Linked DNA regions of Homo sapiens: region 1 is linked to region 2. The links are chromatin contacts, found by Hi-C in ENCODE. All regions are on one chromosome and are shown on one strand. The core of a region is the stretch at or near the end of the contact, and the rest is flanking DNA. Distances in the headings are between cores, read along the strand shown. Region 1 holds the start of AVEN (apoptosis and caspase activation inhibitor). Region 2 holds the start of OTUD7A (OTU deubiquitinase 7A).

Region 1 (4,279 bases), core at 608-3,107, 2.2 Mb after region 2:
AAAAGTAAGAGATAAAATACTGTTGACTCAAGGGCAGCTTGATATAAATCCCAGCTCTGCCACTAGCTGTGAAAGCTTAGGCAAGTCAGTTAACCTGTAAAAATAAAGATTACTCTCTATATATGGATATATAAATAATATATAACATTGTAGTTAATATATAATTACATACTATTATATTACATAATTCTACATTACATATATATTATATATATATAATAGAGTTATAAGAACAAAATGTGATATATAGTGGGCACTAGGTTGGTCTTAGTTTCTGTCATTTACCTTAGTTTCTGTCAGTTTACACGAGGTAAACTGACCCTAAAAATGTTTTTATATCTCATTCAAGTTTTGCCTATTACCTATCTTAATCCTAACAAGATTTAAGTTTGTTACATTTAAATTTAAGTTTTATACTTTTTTTTCCAGCTCTGTATTGCTGTATACAACTACTCTCTTTAGGGATATCTTATCTGCTATGCCCTCAAGATATTGTAAATACTTCAGTAAGAGCAAATTTTGCCTCATGCAAAAAAGAATTTTTTAAATCAGTGTGCATAAGAATGCAGAATATAAAGATGGTCTTGTCCTACAGATGTTAAGGTAACAGAACAACTCATAAAAAGACAGTCCTCTAACTCCTTTAGCTGAGATATGGTTAGCTTTGCCCCCATATATATCATCCCCTGCTCCAATCTCCAAAAACTTCCTTCTATGAATGTGTCAATAAGACTGATGATATTGCTATTAAAACTCAGAACTTGACTGCTCATTTATAAATTGAAAATTCAAAACGACAAAGCCCAGTGCTCGCTGATTTCTACACATACAGGCATAATAAAAGAGAACTACGCTATTACAAAGAACTATGCATCTGGTCCCGCCCCCAAATACTAGAGTCCAGTCGTAGGGGTCATTCTTTCACTCAACAAACTTTTTATTATGCGCCTACTGTGTACTAGGCATTGCACAGACAGTTAACAAAACAGACCAAAAAATCCTTTCCCTCCTAATAACAGGAGCGTGCCCGTAAAGGCTGCCGAGGGACCACGTCGTGGCCGCGCCTCCGTCCCATAGTGGTACTCGTACAGACAGCCCAGCCGGCCCACGGGCCGCCGAGACTTGCAGCCCTGACACACGGCCTTGGCCTCTGGGTTCCTAACCCGGACCCTGGGGCAGGCTGGGAAGCCCTCCTACCCCCACTGTCTCGCGCCAGCCCGGCCAGGAGGCCACGAGGGCCAAGCGCATACCCAGGCGCGCCCCCGCCACCAGGCGCGCCCCCGCGCCACCATCCGCCCGTCCCGCGCAGGCGCCGGCGCCGCCGCCCGTCTGGCGCGCGCCTGGCACGCTCTCTTGCGGCTCTTGACTGGCGGCCTCGGCCCCACTTGCCCCAGTTACACGCGGTCCCAGCCCCACCAGCCGTCGCCTCTTACCGGCGCGCTGGCCCCTGCGCCCCAGCCTCCCGGCTCCCGGCGGCTGCCTCGCGGGGCGCCTCCTCCTCCTCGGCCTCCGCGAGCGCCGCGGAAGCCCCGGCCACGGCCACGGCCCCGGCGTCCGCCTCCGTCCCCGCCGCCGCCTCCGCCGCCGCCTCTGGCTACCGCCGCTGCGGCTCCGGGCCGCTCGCTGTGGCGATCTCCGCCAGGCCGGCCGCGGCCTGGCCGCCGCCCACGGCCTCCCCGAGCTCCTCGCTCCGCCTGCATCTGGCCGCCGCTGGCGGTGCTGAGCGCGCGGGAGCCGAGCTGCGGCGGAGACGCCCTGGCCCCACCGGAAGCGGGCCGCACGGAGGAGCCGCGAGCGAAAGGCGCCCGGTAGCAGCGAGGCGCGGGGTGCGGGGCTAGGGATCGAGGCCGGCCGCAGCGGAGCGGGGCGGGGCGGGGCGGCCGGCGTCCCGCAGGTGGGGCCGGAACCGGGACCGCGGGAAGGCCGGACCGCTGGGAGCTGGAAGTGGTGGGGGTCTGCAGCGGGGCGGGGGGATTCTCAAGGCATCAGAGATAGGTTGGGGGAGAGACCGTGCTAAGTGCAAGGACGAGTCATAAAATAAAATTTGTATGATGTGAACTCTCGGAAAAAAAAAGTTTAAACGTATGTATTTGCATAAGAAAAGGTCTAAACAAATACATACTAAAATGTTAGTGGTTAACTGCTGAGATTTGAAGTGAGTTAATTTTTTTTCCTCCGTTTAATCTAATTTTCAGCAACGAATGTGTATCATTTTAAAACTATACCGAAGTCAGGGTTCAGGAGGTGTGGATGTAAAGACAAGAGTTTGTGTCTGGTGAGAGGTGGACTGCAGCACGTGGGAGAGAGAACAGTGCGAAACTGGGAGATGGCTAGAAAGGGCGTCAAAGTCCTCAGCAGAATTTCTGTAGAAATGACTACTACAGCTGACATTTATTGAGCACATGAGTATTTCATTCTCATAACAGCTCTATGAGGTAGGGATGACTGTCATCCTTATTCTGCAGTGAGGTAACAGCCTTGGAAAGGTTAAAAAAAACTTGACTAAAGTGAATAACTAGGTAGTGGTGGAACTGGCATTCTAAGGCGGTCTCACTCCAGTCCCTTCTTTCAACCAAGGAGAAAACAGGAAGGGGAACAGTTGGTTACACAGATGCATGAAAGCAGTTTTTAACTTGGGACTGAAACCACCTGAAAATAATGAAAGCAAGGGCTAAAATGTCAGCCTAGCAGAATAAGTGTTTTCTTCCCCCTCAGTACTTTCTGGTTCTTTCCTATATCCATACATAGTTAATACTTTTCATTGCTTCTAATTGCCTACTCTGCATCAGGCACAGTGCTATGTCCTGAAATTAAAAACAAAAACAAAAAAAAAACCTTGCCCCTGCCCTCAAGTAGCTCACTGCCCACAAGGAAGATAATCTAGTCGTGTGAATAGATGATTACAGTACCGTGTTGCTGAGTGCAGTGAGAGATTCAAGATCAAGGTCCAAAGAAGAAAAGTTAAATTATATTTAAACGGGTTACCCAAGGCTTCATGAGAAATAGACCCCTGAGCTAAAGCCTAATGGTTGAGTAGGAGTTTGCCTGGTTGGTAAATGGGAGTAGGGGCGCCTTCCAGACAGGGGGAACTATTGAAGGATTGTCAACTCCAGAGAAACAGTCTTAAAAATAGTAACACTTGTAGAGCACTTATATGCACCAAACACTATTCTACATACTTCTCATATCACTTCATTTGGGACTAATAGCTGGCCTACGAGGTAAGCTAGTGTTGTCTCCATTTTACAGATCAGGAATCTAAAACAGATGTTAAGTAACTTCCAAGATTACACAGTTACAGGCCAGGTGTGTGGTTCGTGCCTGTAATCCCAGCATTTTGGGAGGCTGTGGCGGGTGGATTGCCTGAGACATGAGTTCAAGATCAGCCTGGGCAACATGGTGAAACCCCATTTCTACAAAAATTAGCTGGGCATGGTGGTATATGCCTATAGTCCCACTACTTGGGAGGCTAAGATAGAGAATCATTTGAGCCCAGGAGGTTGAGGCTGTAGTGAGCTGTGATTGTACATGGGCAACAGAAGGAGACTGTCTAAAAAAAAAAAAAAGATTTCAACATGAATTTTGAGGGAGATGAACATTTAGACCATAGCAGTGGGGAAGGGGCATGGAAGAATATGGTTAAATATCTACCAGCATATCACTGGTCTGGCCTCTCACCAAGTTGAAGATCCACACATTAATCTCAAACTAGACATTTGCACAAATCGGAGTTTCTCAATGTTGGCAAATTTAGGGCTGGGTAACATTTTGTGGCGGTAGCTTATCCTGTGCATTGTAGAATATTTAATAGCATCCCTGGCCTCTACCCACTAGATGCCAGAATGAACCCCTCTCCCCCTCATTAAGACAACCAAAAACATCTCCAGACATTGCCAAATGTTCCCTGAGAGGCAATCACCCTGGATGAGAACCACTAGCACAGATAGATTGGTGCAAAAGGTACGTTTTAGTATCTAAGGAGCTACCGATGTAATTTATCCAAAAATTTATCCAGCCTTAAATTTGCCAACATTGAGAAACCCTGATTTGGGCAAATGTCTGGTATGAGATTAATATGTACATCTCCAATGTAGTGAGAGACGAGACCAGTGGGAAATAGGGCTTTAAGGAACTATATAACTATCCCTTGAGAAGCCTCCAAAATTATGAGGTTGAAAAGATCAGTGGCTTGCAGATTAAGCCAGTGTTATTAGGGCACATTCACTATGCTTGATACTTTCAACTAGTCAGTGTAAGACTCAGTAACACTTTTGAAAGG
Region 2 (3,829 bases), core at 250-2,749:
ATTTAGTGGGGAATGTTTATCCAGAACTGAGTGTGCCGTGCAGATCTACCTCTGTTCTCGTGAACCCTCTTTGGGTCTTGAAGAGGCCTTTGAAGCTGGTGGGACACACGGCTGCTGGGAGGACCCTAGTGAACCTGCCTCCCCGCCTTCGCCCAGGGCAGGCTTCTCCGGGCACACCCTGGAGGAGGAGGAGGAGGATGGTGAAGGACACCTGCAGATTTTCCTGAAGCAATTAAGACCTGTAAAGATTTAGGCCCCGCTGTCAACCTTTTCCTGGACACATTATCTGCCTCATCATATTTTTAAAAATTGTTCCTCTTACAGCCCACTTCCATTTACAAAGGTATCACCTGGCGGTAACCATGTGCATGTCATACATGACTTTCCCCTGGATCCTTGTGCTGTGGATGAAGCGTTTCCCTGATCGGGGTCTCACAAGTTTCCCTTCAGCTACTCTTAAATCTATACATTCTCAAGCCAATAGACAGAAATAAAAGTCATTTGCACTTGTGTGAGGTAGCTGAGTTTACAGAGCAGAGGCAAATCCATTTTATTACAGAGATTCTCAAAGGGCTGCAATAGCTTCACCGGGAGGGAGGAGGGTACACTTGAGCGGTTGTGTCCAATGAAGGAAAGTTTTAGTTAATGATGACATCACTGACATCTCCCAAATTTAAAGGAGCACTTAAAGCACCGCAGATGCAATTTTTTCCCCTCCAGTGAGGAGATACTAGGGAAGGCCTCTGGGTTCACAGCCAAATTGCCTTAATGGTTTGCCTGCTGTCCAGCGAGACCCAGCAGAGCGAGCGGGACGGCGGTGCGCCGGGCCGCGGGGACCCACGCAGTCACAGCTCCGGTGCCCGGCGAGCGGCCTCGCGCGCGGCTCGGGGCCGGGCCCTGCCCGGCCGTCTGCAAGAGCCGCGGGACCCCCGACGCGCGCGCACGGACCGAGGGGTCGGTCGCCCCACGCCTGGCATCACGTTCCAGTGCGGACAGCCAAAGGGCTGAGCGGAGGCAGCAGCCCCGACCCAGCGGTAGCGCCGCGCCCTGCCCGAGAGAGGCGCGCCACGCCGGGCCGGAGCCGGTGGCCCGGGAGCCCGCGGGGTCCGGAGCGGAGCCCGCAATGCAGACGCGCCGGCGAGCCCAGCCGGGGCCCGCGCCCCCCGCGTCCCCGCGCCCCGGCCCCGCGGTCGCCCGGCCTCAACGCCCACCTGCCTCGCCACGGAGCTCGGGAAGGAGACGGCGCCGGCCCCGCGCCCGGAGAGCGCACCTGCCTGGTCCGCGGGCCCGGCCCCGCCGCCCGCCGGCAGCACCGCGGCCAGCGCCGTCTTACCTGCCGCGCCGCGCCGCTCCGCTCCGCCAGCCCGCAGCGCCGCAGTCGCCGCTACCCGACTTCCATTTTCTCTCGCTTTAAAGGAAAACCAGATCAGCTGTTTTGCTCCCGCTCGGGCTCCGCGGCCCCCTCCCCAGCTGCCGCTCGCGGTCCCGGTGGCCTCTCCTCCCCCGCCTCCTCCCGCGCTCCGCTCCGCCCCTCGCGCCCCTCCGCTCCGCCCGCGGCCGCGCACAACGCCCGCCTCCCGGCTCCGCCTGCTGCCTCCGGGCGCGCGCCCTCCTCTGACGTCACCGGTCGCGTTCGCGCCCCGCCCCCGCCCCGCGCGGACGTGCGCGCGCCGCGCCTGTGCCCCGCCCCCGCCCCTCCGGGGCCGGGCACGGAGAGCGCGTGCTCGCGGCCGCGAGCCGAGGAGGGGACGTACAGCGCCCGCGCGCCCGCGAGCCCGCTCCGGCTCTCCCATGCTTGCCCCTCGGGGTGCTCCTTCTGCGCTCTCCGCCTGGACTGCAGGAAAAGGCTGCTTAAACAGCCTGCCTTTTCCTGCTGCCTGACTCGCGCCATCTGCGGCCACCTGTCTCGTTTCTTCCCCCTGGCTGGCGCACCCTTCCTTCCTAAACATCCCAAACTTTCTCCCACCCAGGCTGTCCAGGCTGCAGTTTCTACGCCCTGCGCTGGGGCCTGTGCATCACGCCTAATCCAAAGCTGGTCCTTTTACCTCCCAAAAAGGTTCTCTGACCTTTTCCCATTTTTTGCCTTCCTCTAAAGACTTTTTCACGCCACCCCTTCAGATGGTTCCCCTCCCTGATGGCAAGACCTGCTCGCTGCTCTGGGCCCTTCTCACGTCACCCTGTAGATGTAGTCACGCTTCCTTATCCCAAACAGGACGTTATATTGCAGATGACCCATACCATCCTGGTGTACTTCTAAACAATCATTATTTTACTTTTAGTTTAGGACTTTTTGCTTGACTTTAAACATTGTATATGTTTAATAGTGTTTAATAATTTATTTGACTTTTAAAATTGATATTCAGTAAAATTGGTTATTTGATATATAATCCTGTGATCTTGAACCCTTGTTTGGATTCATGTAACCACTAGCGCAATAAAGAGCTCCCTAGTTCTGCCCTTTTATAACAGCGCCCCCGCCAACCCTAACTTTTGGTAACCACTGATAGGTTCTCCATTGCTACGGTTTTGTCTTTGTGAGTGTGTCGTATACATGGAATTACGCAATATGTAACATTTTGAAACTGACTTTATTCCCTCATCATTATACCTTGGAGATTCATCCATGTTATTGTGTATAGTAATAGTCCTTTTTATTGTTGAGGGGAGTCTCATTATTTGTACCACATTTTGTTTAGTCACCCACTGGAGAATATTTGCGTGGTTTCCAGTTTTTGGCGACTGTGAATAAACATTCTATAAACATTTGCATGCAGCGTTTTGTACGGACAAATTTTTTAAATTAGTTGACTAAATATCTAGGAGTGCAATTGCTAGATCTTATGGTAAATTTGTTTAACTTTATAAGAACCAAACAGTTTTCTAGAGTGGCTATAGCATTTTTATAACTGTCAGCAAATATGAATCCCTTTCCTTCATCCTCACCAGCACTTGATATTGGCTATCTTTATCTATCTATCTGTCCATCCATCCATCCATCCGTCTATCATCTATAATTTTAGACATTCTAGTAGGCATATAGTGCTATATCGTTGTTAATTTTCAATTTTCTACTGAAAAATTATGTGGAGCAACTTTTCATATGCACCTGTATATCTTCTTTGGTGAGATGTTTGTTCACATCTTTTGCCCATTAAAAAAAAAAGGTTGTTTTCTTATGGTTGAGTTTTAAGAGTTCTTTGTGTATTTTGGATAGAAGTACTTTATCTGATACGTGTTTTGCAGGTATTTTCTTCCAGTGGAAGCTTGTCTTTTCATTCTCTTAACAGTCCTGTCCTGAATTTAGGGGAAGTATCCAGTTTCTTACCACTAAATATGATGTTAGCAGTAGGATTTTTTTAGTTCTTCTTTATCAAGATTAGGAAGTTCTCTCTATTCCTAGTTTGCAGAGTTTTTATCATGAATGAATGTTGGATTTTGCCAAATTCGTTTTCTGCATCTATTGATACGGTCATGTGATTTTATTTTCTTTAGCTTGTTGATATGATGGGTTACATTGATTTTCAATTGATTTTCAAGGAACCGGTCTTGCATACTTGGGTCAAATTCTACTTGGGCATGGTATATAATTGTTTTTATACACCATTGTATTCAATATGCTAATATTTTGTTGAAGACTTTTGCATCTATGTTCATGAGAAATATTTGGCTATAGTTTTCTTTTTTGTAATGTCTTTAATTTATTTTGGTATGCCGGTAATGCTGGCCTCATAAAATGAGTTAAGAAGTAATATTTACTTGTATTTTCTGTAAGAAATTGTAAAGAACCTATATCAATTCTTCCATAAATGTTTGGTAAAATTCCCTGGTG

The links. Hi-C counts contacts between places; a loop is a spot of excess contacts on that map. Pooled maps may share reads with other maps.
Region 1: a loop to region 2 is called in a map of CD4-positive, alpha-beta T cell, with 20 times the contacts of the local background. The contact joins the promoter of AVEN here to the promoter of OTUD7A in region 2. A Hi-C loop is called at or near these places in 2 of 168 maps with a recorded cell type or tissue (CD4-positive, alpha-beta T cell and naive thymus-derived CD4-positive, alpha-beta T cell), 4 of 37 single-sample maps with no recorded cell type and 16 of 50 pooled maps.

What each region holds. Positions count from the first base shown.
Region 1 is chr15:34,037,347-34,041,625 of GRCh38, forward strand. AVEN (apoptosis and caspase activation inhibitor) reads right to left here and starts at 1,858. Exons shown (of 6, transcript NM_020371.3): 1 at 1,434-1,858. The coding sequence starts at 1,700. All of the region lies in intron 1 of CHRM5 (cholinergic receptor muscarinic 5), which reads left to right. RefSeq lists silencers at 831-890, 1,241-1,300, 1,391-1,600, 1,781-1,950.
Region 2 is chr15:31,869,174-31,873,002 of GRCh38, forward strand. OTUD7A (OTU deubiquitinase 7A) reads right to left here and starts at 1,500. Exons shown (of 13, transcript NM_001382637.1): 1 at 1,334-1,500. RefSeq lists a silencer at 1,463-1,532.